Linked DNA regions of Mus musculus: regions 2 and 3 are each linked to region 1. The links are chromatin loops, found by intact Hi-C in ENCODE. Cell type or tissue: heart. All regions are shown on one strand.

The links. Peaks named below come from ENCODE experiments on the same cell type or tissue, not always from the same donor. Only the 100,000 strongest peaks of a DNase experiment are listed, where the experiment ranks them.
Region 2: it touches region 1 in a loop (11-fold over the local background); 21 of 42 quality-filtered maps call a loop at or near these places.
Region 3: it touches region 1 in a loop (2.8-fold over the local background); 21 of 42 quality-filtered maps call a loop at or near these places.

What each region holds. Positions count from the first base shown.
Region 1 is chr4:3,834,539-3,837,038 of GRCm38, forward strand. Rps20 (ribosomal protein S20) reads right to left here and starts at 1,117. Exons shown (of 4, transcript NM_026147.6): 1 at 946-1,117; 2 at 654-753; 3 at 398-471; 4 at 1-145. The coding sequence starts at 948. Gm32823 (a long non-coding RNA gene) reads left to right here and starts at 1,111. Exons shown (of 5, transcript XR_881078.2): 1 at 1,111-1,396; 2 at 2,145-2,337. LOC115490074 (a small nucleolar RNA gene) reads right to left here and starts at 608; the gene lies at 541-608. In heart, a CTCF peak has its summit at 1,207; a DNase peak (open chromatin) is centred at 1,123; H3K4me3 peaks cover 1,893 bases; H3K27ac peaks cover 1,821 bases.
Region 2 is chr4:3,923,022-3,925,521 of GRCm38, forward strand. The region is part of intron 1 of Plag1 (pleiomorphic adenoma gene 1); the gene reads right to left. Among named protein-coding and RNA genes, the nearest start is that of Plag1, 14 kb to the right of the region's middle. In heart, a CTCF peak has its summit at 1,551 (motif pointing left); no DNase peak of the experiment used is centred here.
Region 3 is chr4:3,937,725-3,940,224 of GRCm38, forward strand. It overlaps Plag1 (pleiomorphic adenoma gene 1), which reads right to left and starts at 681. Exons shown (of 6, transcript NM_019969.3): 1 at 490-681. Chchd7 (coiled-coil-helix-coiled-coil-helix domain containing 7) reads left to right here and starts at 1,164. Exons shown (of 5, transcript NM_181391.4): 1 at 1,164-1,407; 2 at 1,655-1,802. In heart, no CTCF peak of the experiment used is centred here; a DNase peak (open chromatin) is centred at 1,007; H3K4me3 peaks cover 2,500 bases; H3K27ac peaks cover 2,114 bases.

The sequences.
Region 1 (2,500 bases):
GCTCAATACTGATGGAAGTAATCTGCTTAACAATCTCAGAAGGACTATGTAAATCAATGAGTCGCTTGTGGATCCTCATCTGGAATCGATCCCAGGTCTTGGAACCTTCACCACAAGGTGTTTTTCTGGTAGTGATTCTCAAAGTCTGCAATAAAACAAAATTAGTCCATTTCTGAACCATTTTCTCTGTATGTTAACAGGTTTCAGCAACCTTTACTAGAGAGTTTTGGAGTTTGCTTTAAGAAAGGTATCATACTCAATCGCCACCAGACATTTGGCCCCTAATAACTTGTATTCTTAGGAATGTAAATTTAATCTCTGAATTTATTTGGCAATCAAACTCTGACCTTCCCCCTCCCCACCAGTCTACCAGTACTCGAGTCTACCTGTCCCTTACCTTGGTAGGCATGCGCACCGGTCCTTTCACTTTCAGATTCTTTTCCTTGGCGCCTCTGATCAAGTCCGCACAAACTGCGGGTTAAGAAAGCATGGTCTTTCAGTTAACTCAGAATGACTCGAGGCGTTTTAAACAAGTTCGCCTATCGGCTCAGAATAGCGTATAAGAAATATCACTATAACTCAATACGGTTGGTATCTCCTCATCGCCGACCGCGCCCCAGCGATCACCAAGCCACCCCGAGCATCGTACTGACCCTTCTCCAGCGACTTCACGTTGCGGCTGGTGAGCGTGATTCGAATTCGGTGAATCGCCACTTCGGGCTCCACGGGCGTCTTTCCGGTATCTTTAAATGCCTGTTATCACCCAGGCGGGAAAAACAAACAGCGACCCGTAAGTGGAGGCCCACTCCTACACAACCGCCATGAGGACCCTCTCCCGGGCCCTCGCCGCGGCGGGAGCCCTCTCCCGGGCTCTGCGCTCCCGGCGCCCCAGCAAGTCGAGCCCCGCCGACGCCCCAGGCCGCGTGGCGACGCCCCCCACCTCACCATGGCTGAGGCGCGGCTTCCTGACCGACTTGTTCCTCAGCAGGAGCGAACAGCGGTGAGTCAGGACGGAGCAGGCTGGCCGAGCTCCGTAGCGCGCACCGCCGGGGCTCAGAAAGGAGGGGCCGGACGGCGCCGGGCGCTTATAAAGCACGTGCGCATCCGGGTGCTTTGTGACCCGGAACAGGAACCGCCCCGCCCGCGAAGAGGTCGCCGTGGGGGAGGCCGGGCTGCGTCCCCGCCTAGTTGGCGGGAAAGGCGAGGACGCGCGCGCGCCCTCTGGCCTCTCGGCGGAGTCCCTGTCCTGACTCGGAGGACAGACGAAGCTGGAGCGGAGAAAACTCATGCCAGGTGCTCTCTGCACAAGCACCTACGGTCTTTACAGTGCGAAATATGCTTCGCATGCATACTCGATCAGCTTGCTTTTGTCTGACAAGGGAAGAGTTGTTTTGAGGTTAGCTGACACGGACCTTGGGGAAGAATGATCGTGACAGGGCATTTATTTACTTGGTGCTGAAGACAGAAGTCAGGGCTTAGCAGGAAAACGCACTCCATCCATGAGCTGACACCCTGAGTTCAATCTTGTGAATCCTTGTAGAAGGAGATAGTGGTTTTCGGAAACTTGTCTTCTGACGAGAGCTGTGGCACCCCCCCCACACACACACACACCCCACCTCCCCCCCACCCCCCATTAATTACTAAGCTTATATTCTAAAAATTATTCGGAAACTGCTTTTCGGAGCTGAAATGCCCTTTTGTGATATTTTGGCTTTGGGCTTCCAGGAATATTGGAAACGTCTATATCTGCTGGAAACCCAGGTTTAGCTTCAGTTAGTTCAATTAAGTGAAGGCAGAACTCTAGTCCCAGTGCTCTGTGGGGTCACAGGGCATTGTACCTGCAGCCTGGCCTGGAACCCATCTACCCAGTTTTAATATTCTCTTCTCTATGTTGCGATGGAGCTCCGTTCTGCTATGTTATGATGGCTGAGACCTCCGGGGACTCCTTAGAACGGAGCAGTTGTTCATAATAAAATTAGTGTCTGCGTACAGCAGAAAGAAAGCCAAATGTCCTCAGGTCAAATGTCCTAGGACGCAGAGGATGGTGCAGATTAATCTACACTACCCACTGCGCAAGGTCAAATAGAATGTAAGCCTGGAGGTGGGTTACAGACAACACAGGAGGAAATAACATTATTTTGTAGGTGAAAGTTACTTGCTCCGAGTTGCCAAACCCAGAGCACTGATTCCCCTCCAAGGAGAACTCCCTAAGCCATGTTCTTCTGAGCTTTGGGAGCGCCAGCACCGATTCACTTGCTTGGTCGGGATTCGACCTAACTAGGAACTGGCTTTCTGACTCACAGTGTACATGAAGTTTTGCTGTCATTGAACAATTAGGTAAGTGTTAAAGTTAGGGGAGTTTTCGAGTTCAATTATTTTTAAATATAATCCATTGACCTCTTAGACTACTAGTAGACTTAACATCAGAAAAAAGTCTAACTTTGTTTTTCTTTTCCTTTCTTGACTATTTGTTTTGTTCTGCTTTGTTTTTGTGTGAGGT
Region 2 (2,500 bases), 88 kb after region 1:
ATGGGAACCTTATTTATCTTCAACATTTTCCTTAGAAGGATAGAAGTGAATACTTAATCTACAATGTCGTGTTAGCTAAACAGAGTAACACGCATAGTCTTTAGTATAGTCCTGAGGGCTTAATATACATATCTCTTGCATTTAGTGGGCTACTCAGCAAAGAGTGCTGCTTTACAATGTCCTGATATGTATAGGACTAGGGCTGGTGAGATGGCTCAGTGGGAAAAGATATTTGCTGAGCAAGCCCAGAAACCTGTGCTCAGTCCCTGAAACCTAAGTAAAAGGTAGAAGCAGAGAATCAACTCCACAAAATTGTCCTCTGACCTCCAATGCTATGTGGACTTCAATGTGTACACTTATATATATTTTTATCTGTGCAATGCTGAATGTAACTTTGCATGTTGTGTGTCATGATACAAGTATGTCTCTCCCATATAATACACACATTCATACCATAATGATAAATTATAAAAATAAGGACTGACCACTCCTCCTGTTATAGATACCAGTCAACAGAGAAAGAAAAAGAACATTTCATATAAAAGGCTTATGCACTCAAGCAGTAAAGTGACATTTGGTGAAGTACTTATGATTCTATGTATATAGAGGGACAGAGTATATCTTACAGTCACAGTTAAACCCAAATCACAACTAAAAGAAACTATTTTTGAGTGAAATAGAATGGCAATTTGGGCAATAGTTTCTAAACAATACTTTTACATTCTTGTTTACTCCTTGCAAAAGACATTTCTAAACTAGATGTAATTTTAACTAAATAAATTTACAGTAGGTTCACTTGGTTAAAAAGTTAATACCAACCCAGTATATTTCAAATCTGTAATAACTCCATGTATTGGCTGCATTATTGGCCTTCTTTATCTTTTGAAACCGTTTTACTGGCATTGATCATAAAGAAATGCTATGTGGACTTCAATGTATACATTTATTTGTATTTATATCCGTCTAACGCTGAATGTAATTTTGCATTTATAAGGAACACACTGCCAATTCTTGACTAACTGGGTAAATGGGAAGTAGAAAAGCCACAGATAATCATGAATAAACCAAAATTAATCACTGATAGATGCTGATTAGTACTTCTTTTGCATGCTGAACAAAAACTGACGTAGATGATATAAACCCATGGTTGGATTCAGCTTGAGGAAGACAGATAACGATGGCTTCAGAAGTAACAAGGACAGCAGAGAAGCTCTCAGGCACAGGATTCAGACTGCAAGAGCCAGGGTCTTGCTTCTACTGCCCATGTCTTCATCTCAGCATTTAGAATCCGGAACACATAGGAGGAATGTGATCGAGTGTTTGCTGAGTGAATAGAAAAGAGGGAGAGGAAGGAAGGGCAAGAGGGCCCTTTCTACTCTGTTGGCCCAACGGATAAGGAAGACAGTTGTCTCTACAAACGACTGAGGATGGACAGATTGGAAAATTCTCTGCATGTTCCATGCATATTTAACATTTAAGGAGATAAGACCTTTTTCTTGAGTTGGCCAATTCTCAATGGATACCAGAAAGCTGTAGTCATTGTGCCACCTTGTGGTCATGACTAGAAAGTTCCTCTTCCTTAATGGAATAGATATTCTCCTCCCCCTCACCTGCACAAAGGTATTAGTAGAAGCTTAGAGACAAACAAATGTCAATCATCCCATGTAAAGTCAAACTTTTAGAGTCTGTACTTTTAGGAAAGACCTAAAACAATATACAAATGACATGAAACAATTTTATATCAAACGATCTCCATGAGGCGGCTGTATTTGGGTGGGGGAGTGGTTGAAGCAAGCCTAACTGCTCTGGAGTTGTCAGAACTGGTTATGATACAAGAATTAATTCTACTCATCTGTCAACTTTTTTCTATCTTGTATTGGCCCACAATAAAGAGTTCAAACGATCTGTAAAGGCAGCATTACCTTAGTGTTGTACAGTGAACCTGTTGTCCATATGCTAAAAACACGGTGGTTCTGTCATGAAAGATAGTGGATCATGTCAAAGACAAACAATTTATGTACAATGTACAATGGTCACAGGCTCCAGGAACTAAGAAATGCACACAACTGGTTTGAGACTTTGAACTGTTATTCTAGTATGATATTCATATTACTGAGGCTAAATACTTATTTTCTTAGCATGAGATGGATATACAAGTAACACTGTACAAGTAACACTGTAATACACAATTTCAGTAGTCACAGCTTCCTCCAAATGTAGGGGTTCAAGGTCAAGGTGGTGAAATATTTATTCTTCAGGATGCTTTTCAGGCAGATGACTTTTTATCACATAGCTCCTAACTGCTGTACAATGTTTGTTCAGACACTTCACCACAATTGGTCCTGTAGGCTGTACCAGACATTTACTATATGCCTAATTCTCAAACAGAGTAAAGAGAAAGCTGGTTGTCTATGGCCTTTGCCCTCCAATGTCAGTTCAGTAGGAAGACCAGATACACACAGGATAGGACTGAGCTCTTAGCCGGTTAACACGGGGGCTG
Region 3 (2,500 bases), 100 kb after region 1:
CCCGGGATGTTTTGGTGGAAAACGCGGAGAGTTTCCTCTCAAAACCGAATTTATATTAATTTTTCCCTTATTTTTCGGGTCTCTAATGTCTTCCGCTCTCTCTGCTGCCGCTGCCGCTGTCACAATATTCACAGCACCAGAGAGGAGGAGGAGGAGGAGGAGGAAAACTTTTCAAACTTTCCAGACCCTGAATAAAAGGGTTTTTTTTTTCCCACCGACCTCACCTTCGGGTCCCCAGTCGCGTCGCCCCCTGCCCTGTCAGCAGCGACCTCGGGAGTCCTTGCAGCCCCGCCGCACGATTTTATTTGATTTTTTATTATTATTTTTCTCTCTGGGGTCCTGAGCAGGGGCTGGGAGTAGCACAAACTTTTCCTCCTCCTGCCGCCGCCGCGGCTCCTCTGCCCCCTCGGCTAGTCCCATAATTTAAATAACCCTGATATTCCTCCCGCTAAACGCCTCCCCGCCGCCCCGGACCCCCGGAGAACTCACCGCGGAGCTTTAACATCCTCCCTCCGGCCCGTCCGCCGCCTTTACACCGCCCGCGGAATTTCTAATAATTTTTTTCTCATATTTCGGGCTGGACGCGGCGGGCCTGGAAATTGTTTCCTTACGCCTCTTTCCAGCAGCCATTGTAGTGTATGCGCTGCCCCTGCAGCTCAACTTGCAGCTGCCGCCGCCGCCGCCGCCGCCGCCGCAGCCGCCGACGTCGCGCCCACCGCCGCCTCCTACCCCCCCCCACCCCCCCCCCCGCCCGCTCGGCCGCCGCCCCCGCCCCCGCCCCGCGCCCGCCCGCCGGCCCGCCCTGGCCCCCGCCCGCCGAGGTGCCCGCCCTCCTCACGCTCCGCCCAGGGCCTGGCCAGTCCGAGCGGCCGCCGCCGGGTCCAGATGAGCTCATTGGTTGACGTGGCTGCCCATCAGGCCGAAGTGGTAAGAGCGATGCTGAAGGGCGGGGGGCGCGGTGGGGCGGGGAGAAGGCGGGGTCTCACGCCGTCCCACCCGCTCCTCCTGCTTGAGCCCTCCTCCCGCTGCCCGGGGGCGGAGCGAACTGAGCCCGCCCCAACCTCACAGAGTTCCGCGCGCCTGTCAATCTGGCAGCGGCGTGCGTGGATTGGACAAGCTGGAACGGGGGGCGCGGGGGCAGCACGTTGGGGTGCGCGCTACTTAAGGTCCTGCTGCGTGAGCCACTGACGTGTTTGGAACTGCAGCCGGCCCGGGTGCTGGCTGAGTGGTGGCCTGTGGTGAGTGGTCTCCGGCCCCTCCCTCCCTGGACAGCAGGCCCGGGACAGCACTGCGCCGAGGGCAGACCCTAGTTCGTGGCGCCAAACCCTCCGCGGCGCGGCATGCTCCTGCCGCTACTCACGCCACGCGATTCGTCCGGCCGGGGCAGCGGAAGGTGACCCCATGCAGGTCTGGGCACCCCGGATTGTGTCACTCCCCTCCTTGCCCTCCCCAGGTCCCCGCTCTACGCCGCCCCCTTCCTTCCCAGCCCCTTTTGTGGTGTTTACCTGTGCCCGCCCTCCACCGTCCGATTCTGCGGCGCGGCACCTCGGAAGGCGGTGCGGTCCGGGAGTTACATTCTTGGAGATTCGTCTCCGACCTCTCAGATCCCTGTGATGTGTACTTTGACATTTTGTCCCTGGTACTCTGTACCCAGGTTTATGGTGTGCTGTATTTCTGTTTCCGGATTTAACACTCACAGACCAGACTCTGAGAAGCCTGGGGGGCCTGGACTTGTTCAGTAACGTGCCCTTCCCCCACTGCGGATCAAAGCTGCGAAGAGTGGGAAATCAGGAACTTTTTTGGTAAGCAGTTTGCCCTTTAGAGTAGATTTTAGCACTATTTCTCAGATGTGCTGTAGGTTTGCAGTCTTCCCTCAGGCTGGTTTTCTTTCTGAATGTCATCTTGGAAGTAGTACAGTGTTGTAACAGTTGTTCACTCCTGCACCTTCAAAAAGTAAACAGATAAGGCCTCTTTAGCAGGGCACTCCATCTTGTCCTTCAGCCACACTCCTCCATGTAAATTGACATTTCCTCTTCCTTTTCTGTTAACACAGGAATTCATACGAAGGAGGTGACATTAGGAAAACCATGTTTATAGTGCATTTAGTATCCAGAATAAAAAGCAGTAAAACGGGAATAGCCTGAAGCAGCAAATTTGATGCCTGTTTTGTGTGGATACTTTTTAAAAGAATTTCTGGCTGATGATAATGAAACAACAGAATCTCATGATCAGGACGCAGTGTGAATTGTGTTCGTATCAGATTGTCGAGATTATTATATGCATGAACGATCAAGCGGAGCTCTGTGGGAGACATGAAGAGAAGACTGTAGATTTTCTTAGTTCTGGTATTCTCTCAGGAAGAGGCAGTCTTGTAAACTATCTTCCGAAGAGGAAAGGCTTCTAGAGATAGTTGGACTTTGTACTGAGTGCCCTTCCTGTCAAGACGCTTCTACTGGCTGGGTATTTTCAATGAAGTTCATGGCATAAATGATTATTTGGT